Regions from separate parts of the Homo sapiens genome. Here regions 1, 2 and 4 are each linked to region 3. The links are chromatin contacts, found by Hi-C or POLR2A ChIA-PET in ENCODE. All regions are on one chromosome and are shown on one strand. The core of a region is the stretch at or near the end of the contact, and the rest is flanking DNA. Distances in the headings are between cores, read along the strand shown. Region 1 has its middle 48 kb from the start of CYP4F22. Region 2 holds the start of ADGRE2 (adhesion G protein-coupled receptor E2). Region 3 holds the start of HACL2 (2-hydroxyacyl-CoA lyase 2). Region 4 holds the start of WIZ (WIZ zinc finger).

Region 1 (4,220 bases), core at 824-3,323, 430 kb after region 3:
TCCAGGTGAGACATGATGGTGGCTTCAACCAAGCCGGGGTCTTTAGATGTGATCAAGAGCAATTGGATTCCAAGGAGGAGTGACTGTTCACAAAGGCAGTGCTGTCAGGCTTGGTGGTGGATAAAACGTGAAGTTTGAAAGAAGTGGGGGACACTAGGTTTGGGCTTGAACATCTGGAAAAATGGAACTGCCATCAGCTGACGTGGGGAATGCTGAGTGGAGTAAGTTGTTTTGTGGGAGATGTCAGGATGTCAGTTTTGGTTCAGAGGAATTGGACATGTCAGTCGAATAAACGGTTCTCCAATTCAAGAGTTTTGGGTTGGGCATGTATATTTGGGAAGCCTTAGTATAAATATTTTATATATTTTTCCAAAAGCTAGTGAAGCGATTTCAAATGGGGGTGATTTTTCCTACCAGATGACATTCGTTGTTATTTGGAAACATTTTTGGTTGTCACAACCGGTGGTTACTATTTGCGTCTAGAGGGTAGGGACCCAGCACTCTGCTAAACATTCTACAAGACAAAGGATACCTAGCTCAATAAAACAAGTAATTATCCAGTCCCAAAGGCAACAGTTCTGCTAATTAAAAACCATGAACTGGAGAACCAAAACAAACAAAAAAAAAAAAACAAAAAAAAAAAAACAGAAAAGAAAGCAAAACTTTAAGACTGGGTGAGATCTCATGTGTGCGTGTGTGTGTGCGCGCACGCGCGCGCGCGCGTGTGTGTGTGTGTGTGTGTGTGTGTGTGTGTATGGAGTAAGGGCTTAAGGGAGCCCTGGGGGTGGTCTCCAAAGTTAACCTAACAATTATGAGGCCAGGCGTGGTAGCTCACACCTGTAATCCCAGCACTTTGGGACGCCGGGGTGGGCGGATCAGTTGAGGCGAGGAGTTCCAGACCAGCCTGGCCAACATGGTGAAACTCCATCTCTACTTAAAATACAAAAAATTAGGGCAGGGCGCGGTGGCTGACTCCTGTAATCCCAGCACTTTGGGAGGCCGAGGCGGGCGGATCACGAGGTCAGGAGATTGAGATCATCCTGGCTAACACGGTGAAACACTGTCTCTACTAAAAATAAAAAAAAAATCAGACGGGAGTGGTGGCACGCGCCTGTAGTCCCAGCTACTCGGTAGGGCGAGACAGGAGAATCGCTTGAACCCGGGAGACGGAGGTTGCAGTGAGCCAAGATAGTGCCGCTGCACTCCAGCCTGGGTGACAGAGCGAGACTCGGTCTGAAAAACAAAAACAAAACTTTTTTTTTTGATTGAGTGCTTCCTGTGTGCTCTTTCCATATATTCCCATTTAATCCTCATACTGACTTGTAAGATCACTTTTTATTATTCCGTTTAACAGAGGTAGAAACTGAGCCCCCGAATGAAGTGACTTACCCAAGATCATTCGGTGCGGCCTCAGCGCTGGCGCTGAGTCCTCTTCTGCCCCACCCCTCAGGCTCCCAGTCCTGGTCTAGATCCCTAGCCACGTAGCGTAGAAGGGGGCGTCGACGGGGGTTGGGCTAGAGTTGGAGCGGGGAGGAGATGAGCTAAAGCGGGGCTGGCTGTGCGAGAGGCAGTAGCAGCGGCGTGTGTCCTGGGGCGCCCCCCGGTGGCCTGTGCTGGGGTCGTCGGCCGGGATCCCCTGTTCGACGTACTCCGGGGCTGAATGGGAAACAGACAGTCCCAGACCCTACGTGAGCCACCCGGATCTTGCAGGTGCTGCCTCTCCTACACCCCCCTCCCAACCGAGGGTCTCCAAGAGCGCATCCTTTGCCAAACATCTCCTGGGCCCTTTTCGGCGCAACCTCGCCATCCACTAGCAAACGAAGTTAGCCTTGAGATCCGACATATGTGGGCTCAATCTAGGCTCTTCCTTCCTAGGGGCGGCCTTGGGCACGTGACTGTCCCTCTCTGCACCTCGGCTTTTTCTTGTCATGCGAATAGTCCGGTATCATCATGCTTGTAATGCACACTGAGTTTCCGCCAAGGGCCACGAGGGTGAATAAATGAGAATGAGAAGGGGAGGAGTAAGGTCCCTGGGTCCCCGGAGCCCTGTTACACGTACTGCAAGTGTAATTCTCAAAACACCGAAGTCTGGTCCTGTCGCTGGCGGCTGTGGGACCTCCTTCCTCCTGAGTGTGAAGAACGCTCCCTCTGCTGGACAATTTGGAGATCCATTCTCTATTCGTTCAATTTTGTGTCCGTGCACGTTTGAGCGTGCATGTGTGACCGCGTATGTGTTTGGGTGCATTTGGGTAACAGTGTGTGCATGTGTTGTAGTGTGCACACGAGTGTGTGTAAACGTGTATGTGTCGGTGTGACTGTGTGTGCGCATATGGATGGGTGTGTTGGAAGGAGAGGAGAGGAGAACTCCACTCACTGAGTCACTGTAACTATCCACACACACCAGGCTGTGTTCCTGCTCATGGCTGGAGCCACTGTCAGAGCCCTTGCCTCTGTCCCCAGGTCTGACCTGTGCGGTGCAGGCAGGACATTCTGGAGAAATCATGCCCTTGGAGGAAGCTGTCAGTAATGACTGGTGGGTATTGGTGGATAAATACCCCAGCTCCCTCTCTCTGGGGGTGAAGACTCCCTTGTTCTGGGAGGTGCATGTTCTATTCTGTCTCCCTGAGGTACTAGGCAGGGCTGAGCCCTAGCTACCCACAGTGGAAACTTCCTCAATAAAGGTCCCTTTAACTGCTGCTGCCTTCCCTTCCCCATCCCTCTTCTCCATTGCCCTAATTGTGTTTCCAGGGATCACCTCCCAAAGAAACAACAGGCAGTTGAACTCTTGTCTTATGGTCACCCTCCTGATAGAGGATTTGCACTCAACTCCTTGTATTAAGGTCTAGTTCCAGGGAACCCAAATTAAGACACACATGTGTGCTGGTTCCTCCAATCCCCAGAAGCCTGTCAGTGTGCGCTTTTATTTATTTTTTTTACCAACGATGAATGTGAGGCTCAGAGAGGGCAAATCACTTGCCCAAGGTCACACGGCAGTGAGGGAGTGGCAGAGCCTGGCTTTGACTATGGGCTGTCTGACCACAAGCTGGGTGCTCACTCCTCTCCTGACAGCCTCCTCCCTCCTCAAGGACATGGAAGGAGCAGGGAATAAGTTATAAGTGTAAAATTTGAAAGGGAAATTCTTCCGCTTTCTGCTTCTGCTTCTACCTCTGGCCCAGCAGTTTGGTGTGCTCTTTTTTCAGTTTTTAAAAATTAAAAAACGTTCATATATATATGAACGTTTTCCAATGTATATAAAAGCATTTATGCACACGTTACCGGGTTTTTTTTGTTTATTAAAAAAATTTTTTTTTTGGAGACAGGGTCTCACTCTGTCACCCAGGCTGGAGTGCAGTGGCATGATCTCGGCTCACTGCAACCTCTGCCTCCTGGGTTCAAGTGATTCTACTGCCTCAGCTTCCTGAGTAGCTGGGATTACAGGCACACCACCATGCCTGGCTAATTTTTTTTTTGTTATTTTTAGTAGATATGAGGTTTCACCATGCTGGCCAGGCTGGTCTTGAACTCCTGACCTCAAATGATCCACCCACCTTGGCCTCCCAGTGCTGGGATTACAGGGGTGAGCCACTGCACCCGGCCTTTTTTTTTTTTTCTTTTTTTGATACAGGGTATTGCTCTGTTGCCTAGGCTGGAGTGCAGTGGCTCAATCTCAACTCATTGCAACCTCTGTCTCCTGGGGTCAAGCAATCCTCCCACCACCACATCCAGATGCTTTTTTTTGTATTTTCTGTAGAGATGGGGTTTTACCATGTTGCCCAGGCTGAACTGGAACTCCTGGATTCAAGTGATCCGCCTATGTTGGCCCCCCGAACTGTTGTGATTACAGGCCTGAGTCACTGCACCCAGTCCATTATCAGTTTTTTGATGACTCCAAACTTGTTGGGAAATATATCTGTTTCAATTATCTATTATTGTATATTGAACTACCAGGAAACTTAGTAGGTTAAAACAATATACAGGCCAAGCTCGGTGGCTCATGCCTGTAATCCCAGCACTTTGGGAGGCCGAGGCTGGCGGATCACCTGAGGTCGGGAGTTCGAGACCAGCCTGACCAACACGGAGAAACCCTGTCTCTACTAAAAATACAAAGTTAGCCGGGCGCGGTGGTGTGAGCCTGTAATCCCAGCTACTTGGGAGGCTGAGGCAGGAGAATCGCTTGAACTAGGGAGGCAGAGGTTGCTGTGAGCCAAGATCATGCCATT
Region 2 (4,764 bases), core at 195-2,694, 350 kb before region 3:
TCCAGGCTGGCTGCTGTGCAGGGGAAGGTGTGGCAGCCGGGCGGGGCGGTCTCGCCTGGGGCCACTTGGCTCTTCCCTGGGCAGGCACGCAGGGGCCTTGTCAGAAATAGCTCTGGGCTCCCACTTTGGTAGGGCTCACCCTGTGCCCAGAGCTTTGGCATGCCAGAGTTGGCAGAGCCTGCGTCCCAGCTGGCAGTATCTTCCCCTGCTGTTTTCCAGATGAGGAAACTGAGGCCAGGTACAGAGGCTCACGCCTGTGATCCCAGCACTCTGGGAGGGCGAGGCAGGAGGATCGCTTGAGCTCAGGAGTTTGAGACCAGCCTGGGCAACATGGCGAAGCTCGGTTTCTTTCTTTCTTTTTAAATTAATTAATTAATTAATTAATTAAATTTTTTAGACTTTAAGTTCTAGGGTACATGTGCACAACGAGCAGGTTTGATACATAGGCATACATGTGCCATGTTGGCTTGCTGCACCTATCAACTCGTCATTTACATTAGGTATTTCTCCTAATGCAATCCCTCCCCCAGGCCCCCACCCCCCGACAGGCCCCAGTGTGTGATGTTTCCCGCCCTGTGTCCAGGTGTTCTCATTGCTCAGTTCCCACCTATGAGTGAGAACATGTGGTGTTTGGTTTTCTGTTTCTGTGTTAGTTTGCTGAGAATGATGGTTTTCAGCTTCATCTGTGTCCCTGCAAAGGACATGAACTCATCCTTTTTTATAGCTGCATAGTATTCCCTGGTGTATATGTGCCACACTTTCTTAATCCAGTCTATCATTGATGGACATTTGGGTTGATTCCAGGTCTTTGCTATTGTGAATAGTACCGCAATAAACATACATGTGCATATGTCTTTATAGTAGCATGATTTATAATCCTTTGGGTATATACCCAGCAATGGGATCGCTGAGTCAAATGGTATTTCTAGTTCTGGATCCTTGAGAAATCACCACACTATCTTCCACAATGGTTGAACTAATTTACATTCCCACCAACAGTGTAAAAGCGTTCCTATTTCTCCACACCTGTGATCCCAGCACTCTGGGAGGCCGAGGCAGGAGGATCGCTTGAGCTCAGGAGTTTGAGACCAGCCTGGGCAACATGGCAAAGCTCTGTTTCTTCAAAAAGAAAAAAAATTACCTGGGCTTGGTGGCAGACGTCTGTGGTCCCAGCTGCTACTACTCAGGAGGCTGAGGCAGGAAGAATCACCCGAGCTGGGGAGTTTGAGGCTGCGGTGAGCTAAGATGGTGCCACTGCACTCCAGCTTGGGTGATAGAGTGAGACCCTGTGTCAAAAACAAAAAGAAAGAAAGAAAACTGAGGCATTACAGTGTCCACATAAAAGCCCAGGGAGGGAGAAGGGGCCCTCTTCCGATGCCAGGCAGGTGCCAAGAAGAGAAGCTTCACCGCACAGAGCAGACCCCCCGGATCTTTCTGGTCTTTCTAAGCCAGTTTCCTCCTGTGGGAAACTTATATTTCAGAGGCCCCTGGGCACTTCGTTAATCAACAGAGAATCATGTGATAGGAGGGTTCTTTCCTTTCTGGATAAATCATATGATTAGCTTGTCTCTTGAGGTACGTAATCATTTTTTAAAACGCTATATATATTTTTAAGAGATCTTACTCTGTCACCCAGGCTGGAGTGCAGGGTCACCATCACAGCTCACTGCAGCCTCAAACTTCAGGGCTCAAGGGATCCTCCTGCCTCAGCCTCCTGAGGAGCTGGGACTACAGCTGTGCACCATCACGTCTGGCTAGTTTTCTCCTTAAGTGTTTTTTTTTTTTGTAGAGACGAGATCTCGCTATCCTGCCAAGAAAATGCTATTATTTATGGAGCACTTAATTTGTACCAGGTCTGGTCCTAAGTGCTTTTTTTTTTTAATCTATATTAACTCATTTACTCCTTAAAACATCTGCAATGATGTTGTCATTCCCATTTGACAGAGGAGGAAACTGAGGCACAAGTGACTCACCCAGCTGAGACTCAGATCCACAGGCCGGCAGCCCAGCCCTGGAGTCCCTGCGATGAGCCCAGGGGAAAGTCTCCACTGGGCACTAACATGTCTTTAGCGCCTCCGTGACCCTGAGGCTTAGCAGGTGTCTGTATCCAGCCAGAATTCAAGGACTTGGTTTTGTGTTCCTCATATTTATATTTATTTTTAGGTTTCCCTACTATCTGGGGCAATGAGGAGGGTTTTTCAGTGAGGATGCCGAAATCAAGTCTCCTTGTTACATGAGTAAATTCAAGATGCAGAAGTGATGAATGCTAAGGAAAATATAGTTCAGTTGTTCAAAGGGGGAGATTGCAGCGATGGAGAAAAAAGTCACTAATGACTGAAGTCAGAGAACTATTGTCCTGGGAATAATCAAACATCCACAGTCCTAGAATTTACCCCTTCCTGTCCCGGGCTCCTGTGGGGGTGGCCTGGGCTGTGGGGGAGGGGAGTGAACACCAGCAGAAGCTGGAAGGAGAGAGGGCCAGACCAGGTCTGGAGGGATTTTGCCTTTTTTTTCTCAGAAAGCCAGAAACTCCAGCTAGAACCCCAGGGCTCAACGTCCCTTCTCTGCAGATCAGACGGGCAGGTCAGACAGCTGGCGTCTGCAGAATCTCAGGGAGGTAGTGGCACTTCCTGATGCCAGGGATTGTCCCTACACCCCTTCATGGTGATCATCGACTCTTCTTAATTTAATTTTATTTTACTGTATTTTAGAGACAGACTCTGGTGTTGCCCAGGTTGGAGTACAGTGGCGCCATCTCGACTCACTGCAACCTCCGCCTCCCGGGTTCAAGCGATTCTCCTGCCTCAGCCTCCAGAGTAGCTCGGACTACAGGTGCCCACCACCACACCTGGCTAATTTTTGTATTTTTATTTTATTTTATTTATTTGTTCATTCATTTATTTATTTTGAGACAGAGTCTCGCTCTGTCACCCAGGCTGGAGTGTGGTGATGTGATCTCAGCTCACAGCAACCTCTGCCTCCTGGGTTCAAGAGATTCTCCTGCCTCAGCCTCCCAAGTATCTGGAATTACAGGTGCAAGCCACCACGCCTGGCTAATTTTTGTATTTCTAGCAGAGATGGAGTTTCGCTATGTTGGTCAGGCTGGTCTCGAACTTCTGGCCTCAAGTGATCTGCCTGCCTTGGCATCCCAAAAGTGCTGGGATTACAGGCGTGAACCACAATGCCCGGCCTGAAACATTCTTTTTAAATTTTTATTTTATTATTATTATTATTATTTATTATTACTTTTTTCTGAGACGAAGTCTTGCTCTGTCACCCAAGCCGGAGTGCAGTGGTGCTATCTCGTCTCACTGCAATCTCTGCCTCCCGGGTTCAAGCAATTCTCCTGCCTCAGCCTCCCGAGTAGCTGGGATTATAGGCACCTGCCATCGCATCTAGATAATTTTTGTATTTTTAGTGGAGACAGGGTTTCACCATGTTGGCCAGGCTGGTCTCGAACTCCTGTCCTCAAATGATCCACGCGCCTCAGCCTCCCAAAGCGTTGGGATTACAGGCGTGAGTCACCATTCCTGGCGGCTTTCTTGAGTCTCTCCAATACTTCTCACCATCTCCCTTCTTCCCTAGCAACCATCTGCCCTCGAGCCGCATTAGGCTGTCAGCCCCCTGAGTGACTTTTGTCTTTTTCTCTGCAGAGCACCAGCACAGAGCCTGTGCTGAGTGGGGCCCTATATGGTAAACCATGCAAATTAGTAGTACTCCTGCCACTCCACTCCGCTGCCGCCCAGCTAAAGGAAGCCTCCTTCAGCCTCGCTGATCTGGTCCCTGCCGGGGTGTCTGCCTATGTTTCTCCGCCTTCTCTTTGTCCAGAAGTCTCAGTCCTGCTGACCTATTTTGCAGCTTCTGGACAACCTCTGCAATGATGGGGGGTGCGAACATGGTCCTCATTTGTCAAAAGGGGAACTGGAACCTGGGGGTTTGGGGCCCCTGGCCCCAGGTTGCTCAGCTAAGAAGTAACCCAAGATTACCTGTAATCCCAGCTGCTTGGGAGGCTGAAGCAGGAGAATTGCTTGAGCCCAGGAGATGTAGGTTGCAGTGAGCTGAGATCGCGTTATTGCACTCCAGCCTGGGCGATAGAGCCAGACTCCGTTTCAAAAAAAAAAAAAAAAAAAAAAGAAGCAACCCAAGATTATCCAACCAACAATAATAATGGTATTATTAATTATATTAGTATAATTTATTGTTATTATTTTAGAGACAGGGTCTCTGTTGCCCACGCTGGAGCACAGTGGCGGTGGCACAATTATGGCTTCAGGCAACCTGCACGTCCTGGGCTTATGTGATCCTCCTGCCTCAGCCTACCAAGTAGCTGGGACTACAGGCATATGTTGCCATGCCTGGCTAACTTTTCACTTTTTTTGTGTGTGTGTGAGGGGGACGGAATCTTGCCCTGTTACCCAGGCTAGAGTGCAGTGGCGAGATCTCGGCTCACTGCAACCTCCGCCTCCCAGCTTCAAGCAATTCTCCTGCCTCAGCCTCCCTAGAAGCTGGGATTACAGGCACACACCACCACGCCCAGCTAATTTTTTAGTAGAGACGGGGTTTCACCATGTTGGCCAGGCTGGTCTCGATCTCCTGACCCTCAAGTGATCCGCCCACCTCAGCCTCCCAAAATGCTGGGGTTACAGGTGCATGCCACCATGCCTAGCCACACTCCTTTTTTAAATTTAAAAACTGAGTGAAGTCAGGAGAAAAAAATCTTAAATTGCAGCATGACAGATTCCATACTAGAATCTTGAAAAAGTC
Region 3 (4,295 bases), core at 1,378-3,877:
GACTGAGCCATCTGAGCATTCTTCACCGCAGTCACCGTGTTGGTGAGGCCAGGGCCTGCTGTCACTGCCGCCACGCCCACCGTCCCTGGAACACAGAGCCCATCACAGCCATGCCCACTCTCTTGGCCATTCTTCCACCTCTGAAAAACCCCTACCCTCACAGACACTCTAGCCCACAGTCCAACCAGTCCCCAGCCCTCTCTGCAATGCCCTCACCGGACAGGCGGGCCATAGCATCAGCAGCAAAGACGGCCGTGACCTCATGGCGTGTGTCCACCACACGGATGCCCAGTTTCTCACAGGCCACCAGCAGCGGGGAAATGTGCCCACCGACCAGCGTGAAGATGAACCGCACACCATGGGCCCTCAGCACAGCGGCCACGTTCTCTCCGCCATGCCGGACGCTTGCCTTGTCCACCTGGGCCCAAGGACAGGTGGAGCAATAAAGTTAAAGGCCAGGGCAGAGGGCAGCTGGGAAAGGGGGCAATCCCCCTGCCCCAGGTAAGGGGGCAGGAGCAGGGTGAGAGGTCAAGAGAAGCTTGGTCTTGGTTAGGCATATATTATACTACATGCCAGGCTCAAACCAAGGCATAACATCTTATCAGATCCTCTTGTCATTACATCCCTCTTACAGCTGAGGACATCAAGGCTTGCCCAAGTAAGACTGAAAGTTCAATAGAACCCACGCTCTTAAGTGCCCCACTGTTACACTGCCTGTCTCCAGGATGGCAGGGCAATCAGGGAGAGAGGAGAGGGTTATATAACCCAGGGGGTTTGGCCAGGGGCACAACGCACGCAGAGCAGATGGCAGGGAGCCATCTGCTGTGACTCCTCCCTGCCCTCCAGTATCCTTGCAGAGCCTGGCAGCTGGGCTCCTGATCCCAGCCTCCCTGATGCCCTCCTGATGGACGCTAAACAGGCCCAGGGCTTAGTTGACAGGCTGCCAGCCACCATGTGCCTGGCACGGGAGTGAGCTGCTGGCACAGACTGTGCCGAGGCCTCCCAACTCCAGCTGCCTCACAGCCCTACACATCCAAGGCTTGCTTTAAATCTCCTAAGTCCTGAAGGTCAGTGGCATCACTCCTGGCTAGCAGAGGAAGCAGTAGAGAAGGGTTTGGGGAGGGAGAGGTCAAGCTTGGTCCCTGCTAGGAGAGAAAGGGTTGAGGAAGGGGTCTGGAGAAGGGGTAAATTTCAAACAGAGGTGCAAGGAGTTTAGGGGGACACCTGTGGGGTCAGCTCTCTCCAAACATGTCACCTAGGGCAAACCACCACACAATCTCTCTGAGCCTCAGCTTCCTCTTGCAGAAAATGAAGACAGAAAGAACAGCACCTACTTTCAAGGAAAAGGTAAGGGGTAGGTAAGAAAGTCTACAGTACTGAGCTCAGCAGAGGGCAACTGTTATGAAACTGTCACTGCCACCCCCTCGCTGGAGCCTGCCCTCTGCCCCATTTATCCCATCCAGGTTAGGGAGCACAGAGTGCTGTCCATCTGTTCTGTGAAAAGAGTCACTGGGGAAGGAGGTAGGTGGGGTGCGAGTGCCCCGGCAGCGGCAGCTTCCGTGTTCTCTCTTACCAGTGGCAAAGTCCAGGCCTCCATACACAGCGTGGCAATGGAGACAGGGCCCTGGACAGAACCTCTTACCAGTCCCTCTGGACTAGTCGGGGCTCGCTTTCCCACCCTGCACAATGAGTGAGCTGGAAGCAGCACCACGAGGCCCCTCCCTCTTTGACTGCCCCCAGCCCACCTCCCATTCTGTGCCCCGCACCTTGTGCAGCAGCTGATAGAAGAGCCCCAGGCGGTGAGCGGCGCCCAGCAAGGCGGCCACCAGCGTCCCGCAGGCCAGGAGCAGGAAGGAGGGGAATAAGCTCCCAGCGGGGGCGGCGGCCGCGGGGGTCTCCATGAGGTGGTACCTAAGAGAGAAAGGGCACTTCCCAGACTTGGGCGCGACAGGGAACCTCTCCGGAAGAAATCGCGCCCCTTCTCGCAGCAGGATCCAGGGCCACGACCCTTGCCGCCAGTTTCTGTGCGGCCACGCCCCCAACCCTGCCAGACCACGCCCTTTGTGCGCCTAGGCTCGGGGTGAAGCCATGCCTCTCCGTGACAAGGTCACGCCCCTCGCGGGGCTAGCCCCAGTCCTTTACATCACCACCACTCCCACCCAAACTAGCCACCACAAGTCAAGGTGGCGACGACAGCACCACACAGTTATCTTCCACTTACCTACTTGTCAATGGACAGGCGGAAGCCCCGCCTCTCTTTCCACAACCGGACCCCAAATCTCAGCCCCAGTAGTGAGCCCGCCCCATGTTACGTCACCAAGAGGCACGAGGTCACGCCCCCGGGTTAGCGGGCGCGACCCTCCACGCAACCCACGCCTCTCCCTTAAAGAGCGCACGGGCCCGAGCCTGATCCCCGACCCCGGGCCAGGCTGGGTCGAGGTCACATCGCATCAGGATGTGGTTCTCCCACACCAGCTCGACCCCCGACGCTATTCACCTTCACCTCCAGGATATGGCGCTGCCTCCAGCAGAATTCGGCCCCCTCCGTGTCACGTGACCCGGGAGCGTGGCCGTGCCCGGGTGGCCCACTTGGCTCAGCGGCGCCCCGTAGTCCGGCCCGATGCGCATGCGCACAGTCGGAGCCCCGCTCCGGGGCCACCCGAAAGAGCCTTGCCTCTACTGGCCGCCTCCCTCATAGACCCCGCCTCCCCTTGCCTTTCATTGGCTCGCACTGCAGACCTCACACCCATTTTATGTTTTAAAACCAGGAGGCCACGCCCCTCAGCGGCTTCAGGAGCCCAGACCTTTGGGGGCCCACCTTCCGCAGCTTTCCATTGGCCCCACGGTGGAAGCCCGTAGGTTCAGGCCCTCCGAACACAGCTCGCTTTCCACACCAGCGGGGCCGTACCAGAGCAAGACCATGTCTCACAAAATAATAATAATACTTAAAAAATGGTAAATTTTATGTTATGTATATTTTCCACACTATAAATAAATATTTGTGCATGTATATATATATATGTGTATATTTTTTGTATAATAGGTATAGTAGTAAGCAAAGGAAATTCACACTGAGTCACATTCTACAAAATGCCTAACCAGACCTCTACAAAACTGTCAAGGTCATGAAAAACAAAGACTGAGGCACTGCCACAGACTAGAGGAGGGAAAGGAGCTGTGACAACTAAATTCAATATAGTACCCTGGACTGGATCCAGGAATCAAAAAAAGGACAAATTTGTGGATAAAGTTGGTGAAATCCAAATAAAGTTTGGAGTTGAGTTAGTAGTAATGAACCAGTGTTAATCTTTTTGTTTCAGTAAATGTATTATGGTTATATAAGATGTTAGCATTCAGGGAAGCTGGATAAAGAGTAGACAAAAATTATCTTGCTATCTTTGCAGCTTTTCTGTAAAGCTAAAAAAGAAAAAAAAAGTCTTAATAACAAGGATACAATTTTCCAGAGAGAGAGAAAGATGTTGTAATAGATGTAAATTCTTTCTTGGGAGACAAAGCTTTAACATGCTCCAAGACTAATTATCTGACCAATCTCTCCCCAGATAAAGAAAGATTGTCACTAGGCAAATGTCCAAAAAGCTTCTCAGCCGAAAGCTGGATTATTCAACAGTCCCTGAAACAAATATACACAGAGGACAAGTGATTTTTTTAAAAAGGGAAACAAGCCTGGCATGGTGGTCCATGTGTGTAATCCCAGCACTTTGGGAGGCCAAGACAGGAGGATCGCTTGAGGCCAGGAATTTGAGACCAACCGGGGCCAAAAAGTGAGACCCAGTCTCTCCAAAAAACAAACAAACAAACAAACTTAGCCAGGAGAATCGCTTGAACCCGGGAGGTGGAGGTTGCGGTGAGCTGAGATCACGCCATTGCACTCCAGCCTGGGAAACAGAGCAAGACTCTGTCTAAAAAAAATTTTTTTTAAAAGAAAAAAAATTAGCTGAGTATGGTGGCACGTGCTTGTTATCCCTTTTGCTTGGGAGGTTGAGAAGGGAGGATTGCTTGAACCCAAGAGGTTGTGTCTACAGTGAGCTGTGATCGTGCCACTGCACTCCAGCTGGGGCAACAGAGCAAGACCCTGTCTCTAAAAAAAAGGGGGTGGGTGTGGGGCAGGGGAGGAAACAAATACCATGTATCTAAATTGATCGAAATTTAAAGAGAAGTGCAACAAATTATTGAGTTAGAGGGATACAGTAAGGGCCTCTCTTAGGACAAGCAGAAGGACTCTCTAAGGAGGTGACAGTTGAGCAGAGAGACCAGGAGGAAGTGAGGACATGGGC
Region 4 (4,234 bases), core at 1,182-3,681, 320 kb after region 3:
CAGTGCCTAGCACATACCCTGGCACACCGAAGGTGCTCAGTATTTAATGAATGAATAACACGTCTGGAGGTGGGGAGAGTGTGAGATACCTTTTTGCTGGGTAAACCAAGGGGTAGCCAGCATCGCTGACTACCCAGCCTCTCCCTAGCCACTACAGAAGCTGTTTTGGCCCGTGGTTCAGGAACAGGATACACCCAGACAGCCAGAGGGAGCTGGGATAGACTGATGGGAGTGGGGAATACCTGTGGAATAAGTGGGCTGGGGGCAGGGAGTCTGGGGTGCTGAGATGGGCCTCTGGACCCAATTAGTATGCTCAGAGGAGGAAGCCAGGCTGACCTGAGTTCAAGTCCCAGCTCCATACCACCCAGTGGGGAGCCTTGGTCTGGTCACTGGCTCCCAGGACACCTGTTTTCACAACTGTCAAATAAGAAACTAAACAGAGTACAAAGAAAAGGCTCTGGACCCAAGCGGAATCAGCATCCCAGCTCAGCCGCTGCTGCGCTGGGTGACTTGACTCTCTCTGAGCCTTGGGGAATGGGCTGGATGCTCCCTGGGGGCCACACGGCCCATTCTCTTACCAGAGATGCCACCTCTGCCATCCAGAATGTCTCGGGGGCCCTCCTTGGTGACAGGCAGGTAACGGGTGGACCGGAAGATGCCACCTTCCCCCTCAGCAGCTTCGGCCCCACCCTCGATGTTCTCCCTTGGCGCCGGGCCAGGCAGTCTCTCTGGGCCTTGGGGACGATCTGGTGCAGCCAGGCTGCCTGCCAGAGACCCCTCCATCGGATTTTCTCTGCTTGGATCCACTCAGCTGCTGCACCGGCTCAGCGGGGCATTGTGGGCCTGGGGATAGAGAGAAGGAAGTGCTTAGGGGATGGAGGAAAGGGAATCTGCCTCAGTTTCCCATCCCTCAAAACCTCAGTCCTCAACTTTGCAGCTCACTGCCTCAGTTTACCTCCCAGCCCAGGGGAGCTAATGGTGTTCAGACCTTTTCCACACACCTTCTATCCCAATGGCCCCTACCCTCAGCATGCCTCCGTCTCCCCATCAATAACTCCTCCCCTTTATACAGATCCTGCACTGCCTCAGTTTACCCATATTGACACATGCACACTCAGCCACCTGGTCTTCTTCCATCAATCTTACCATTTCTCCAGACGCCTCCCTTCATTCACACACAGCTGCACTTTCCCCAGTCCTGCCCTCACATCCATGCACACGCACATCCTACTGCCATGCCTTCGTTTCCTCGGCAAGAATCCCAGCCACTTGTACACTCTGATCCTATACACCGTCAGGAGTCTCCCATCATTACCCCTTTACTTTTCTCCATTGGGTTGTCCCATACCAATGATCCCTGCACTTTTCCCACACTCCAACCCTTCCCCCACACAGGACCTTAGGGTTCTCCAGCATTAACCCCTTCACCCCCCTCCACACACACAGCCTCAAGTGACCCCAGCATTAACCCTTTCGCTTCTCCCCAACATTATCCCTCATGCATACCCAGCTTGGGCTCCTCCATTCCCCCCACCCCCCAACCAAGATTGCTCTAGTCCTCGGGCGAAAGAAAACGATAGGGCTCCTGGTCCAGAAATGAGGACCCTGGGGAGCGGGGGTTGTCCTCTCTACCTATAAATACCTTCAAGGTAACGGCGGAAAGTGAAGGGCAGGAATGAGGCGCCCTCCCCAGGGAGATGGTGGGGAGGCCGGGCCCAGGCAACCGGGGCGGGGCCGGGGCGCCAGGCCTGGTTGCAGGCGCTGCCCTCGGGGGCCTGGGGATTCCCAGGGGGCTCCTCCGTGGGCTGGCAGTCTTGGTGGGGGTCCCTACCCAGGCCCGGAGGAAGCACCTGCGGTTGTCCACTGGGTGGGCACTGCCCGCGGGGAACGGGCGGGACCGCAACTTCGGAGCACTTTGGCAGCGTGGGGAGGGGGCTCCTACCCGGACGCCCCCCAGGGGTCGCAGAGGTGGGGGCTGCGCCGCGCGGGCCCACTCCTCGGGGGTCCAGGGTCCGGGGGATGAGCCCTCCGCCCGTGCACCCCGGGGCAGGAGACCCCGCGGGACGCGCCGAGGTAGGGGGGACACCTGCCCCAAGACCCCCGCCCCTCCCCCCACCTGCACGGCCCCGCCCCCGGCCAGGCCCCGCCCCTGAAGGCCCCGCCCCCGCCCCCGCCCCGGGGGGTCCCGCCTGGCCCGGCCCGGCCCGGGGCCTCCCCCGCCCCGCTACGGCTCCGCCCCACCCGCGGGCTCCCCAGGCCGGGCCGGGCCTCACCGGGGAGGCGGCGCCGCCGGCCAGGTGCCGGGGCTCGGAGCTCCCCTCCTTGGTGCGGCCGTCGCTGCCGCTACCGCCGCTGCCGCTCCCGGTGCCGGTGCCGCGGCCTCCGCAGCCGCCGCCGCCTCCACCGCTCGGGGGACATTGTCCCTTTAAATCGCTCCCCCCGCCGCCCCGCCCCCCCGGCGCGCCGCCGTGACCTCAGCGCGACAGCCCCGCCGCGCCGCCATGATGGGGAGGTCCGGGGCGCCCCCCCCACCCCACCCCCCCCCCCCTCGCCGCCCCGGGGGGGGCGGCCAGCGGGCGCGCCGCCATGTTGGGAGTGGCCAAGCGGGTCACCCTTAAAGGGCCCGCACGGCCTGAGTCCAGGGAGAGGCCCCGTTACCATGACAACACCCTTGTCGTCCCACACCCCAATGGCTCCTTATCGTCCCACTGGTACTTCCAATGGTAGGCTCGCTAAAAGCACTAAAAGAGTGGGGAGGGTGCAGAGAAGTTCCCCCATGGGTCATTGATGGGTCATTGATAGGTCATTGAAGACTCCACCCAGCCAATTTTTAGCCTTTTGTCCCCTGCCCCCCATCAGCTACCTTCCAACCACAAGCTCACTCCCTCCTTCCCAATCATCCACACTGGACTTCAGCACCTCCATGTCCCTAGAGTTGCCCTAGGTCTTCAGTCCTAAGTCACCTTCTCCACCCAGTTCCCAGGATCACAGCTTCCAGGACTACCCCATCAGACACACATCATGGCCTGTTGTCTTGTCTTATCCACCATGTATCCAGATATCTAACCACCTAGCTATCTCATCCACTTCCTCAATCTATCAATCACTCATCTACCTATCCAATGAACTAATCACCTATCCACCCACCCCTCCAACCACCTATTAATTCACCCAAACACCCACTCAACCCACCCATTCACTTCCCATCTACCCACCCATTCATCCAGCACCCAAGTAAATACTCATTTATCCATACAACCAAGCAAGTACCCAACCATCCCCACACACATCTTTCCGCCCAGCCCCCCAAACATCCATCCACCAGTTTGTCTGTTGATTTGGTCCCTCCACTAACATGTAAGTTCCATGAGGCCAGGAGTCCTGTCTAGTTCATTATTGTTTCTCCACTGCCCAGTTCTCAGGCGTCTCAGGAGACCTCAACATATGTACATATGATATATATAATCACAACATTGAAAAAAATTTTTTCTTACTATGAACCAGGCCTTTTCTAGGCAGACATACCCAACCTGGTTAACCAACTACCCAGCTACTCACCTACCAGGTCAAACATCCAGCAAATGCTAACCTATCCGTCTGCCGTTTGCTCCACCCACTCTACCCCTCACCCATCCACTCACCCATGATTTGAATGACTCATTTACCCAATCATTCATACACAGTATCCAACCATCTCCACACCTGACCCCCTTCCTTTATCCGCCTCCCAGACCCATGGCCTCCGTGACATGAGGAGGGCCTAGGAAGATGCTCTCACTGTGGGATTGGGAGGTTGCCAGGGGTGGAATCCATGCTTCATTGAGAAGCAGGTGCTGCCTATAACAATGGTGAATACCTTTTATCGAATGCCTTTAACTATGGGTCCTCTCACTGTGTAGGGAACTTTACGTCCATTTCACAGATAAGAAAACGGGCTCTTAAGAGAATGAAGGTCTAAGGTCACACAGCTGGTGAGAACTTGTGTACATGGCCCTCTCCATGAGACTTCTAATTAGGGGAGAATTTGGGAGAGATGAATAGGGCTTGCGGGGCAAATGCCTAAGAATTGGCAATTCTTAGTGGGCAAAGAAACCACCAATTTCACTGAAATCAAGATTTTACTGGGCAACTTCATACTGCCAGAGTGGTTGGGACCAGCAGCTCCACTCCCCACTGTAGGCCAAGTAGGGCTAAGGCAAAGTCAGACACCCCCCCTAAGATGGCTATCTCTCTG

The links. A loop is a pair of places that touch in the nucleus more often than their neighbours do. ChIA-PET counts read pairs that join two places held with the same protein, here RNA polymerase II (POLR2A). Pooled maps may share reads with other maps.
Region 1: a map of B cell shows a loop between it and region 3 (15-fold over the local background). The contact joins the enhancer-like site here to the promoter of HACL2 in region 3. A Hi-C loop is called at or near these places in 2 of 168 maps with a recorded cell type or tissue (B cell and naive thymus-derived CD4-positive, alpha-beta T cell), 6 of 37 single-sample maps with no recorded cell type and 14 of 50 pooled maps. POLR2A ChIA-PET finds 5 or more read pairs at or near these places in 3 of 52 experiments (A673, HCT116 and naive thymus-derived CD4-positive, alpha-beta T cell).
Region 2: a pooled map shows a loop between it and region 3 (7-fold over the local background). The contact joins the promoter of ADGRE2 here to the promoter of HACL2 in region 3. A Hi-C loop is called at or near these places in 1 of 37 single-sample maps with no recorded cell type and 3 of 50 pooled maps. POLR2A ChIA-PET finds 5 or more read pairs at or near these places in 1 of 52 experiments (CD4-positive, alpha-beta T cell).
Region 4: a map of CD8-positive, alpha-beta T cell shows a loop between it and region 3 (7-fold over the local background). The contact joins the promoter of WIZ here to the promoter of HACL2 in region 3. A Hi-C loop is called at or near these places in 7 of 168 maps with a recorded cell type or tissue (CD8-positive, alpha-beta T cell, ascending aorta, dorsolateral prefrontal cortex and 3 more), 8 of 37 single-sample maps with no recorded cell type and 22 of 50 pooled maps. POLR2A ChIA-PET finds 5 or more read pairs at or near these places in 4 of 52 experiments (H1, HCT116, PC-9 and 1 more).

What each region holds. Positions count from the first base shown.
Region 1 is chr19:15,554,423-15,558,642 of GRCh38, forward strand. No RefSeq gene overlaps it. Among named protein-coding and RNA genes, the nearest start is that of CYP4F22, 48 kb to the left of the region's middle. RefSeq lists a silencer at 1,391-1,450 and an enhancer at 1,911-2,050. Within about 2 kb of position 2,074, at least 11 of the 41 ENCODE cell types and tissues checked have a DNase peak (open chromatin) inside an H3K27ac peak, as active enhancers do; they include HCT116, where a contact is called at or near this core.
Region 2 is chr19:14,777,116-14,781,879 of GRCh38, forward strand. It overlaps ADGRE2 (adhesion G protein-coupled receptor E2), which reads right to left and starts at 1,445. Exons shown (of 21, transcript NM_013447.4): 1 at 1,142-1,445.
Region 3 is chr19:15,123,159-15,127,453 of GRCh38, forward strand. It overlaps HACL2 (2-hydroxyacyl-CoA lyase 2), which reads right to left and starts at 2,628. Exons shown (of 16, transcript NM_006844.5): 1 at 2,498-2,628; 2 at 1,767-1,911; 3 at 217-418; 4 at 1-85. The coding sequence starts at 1,901. ILVBL-AS1 (ILVBL antisense RNA 1) reads left to right here and starts at 1,002. Exons shown (of 3, transcript NR_186314.1): 1 at 1,002-1,067; 2 at 1,306-1,347; 3 at 2,769-3,016. RefSeq lists enhancers at 1,368-2,133, 2,134-2,897, 2,392-2,481 and silencers at 2,082-2,131, 2,702-2,771.
Region 4 is chr19:15,447,525-15,451,758 of GRCh38, forward strand. WIZ (WIZ zinc finger) reads right to left here and starts at 2,432. Exons shown (of 13, transcript NM_001371589.1): 1 at 2,274-2,432; 2 at 579-843. The coding sequence starts at 783. MIR1470 (microRNA 1470) reads left to right here and starts at 2,024; the gene lies at 2,024-2,084. RASAL3 (RAS protein activator like 3) reads right to left here. Exons shown (of 18, transcript NM_022904.3): 18 at 4,100-4,234. RefSeq lists silencers at 1,697-1,806, 2,157-2,276, 2,327-2,456.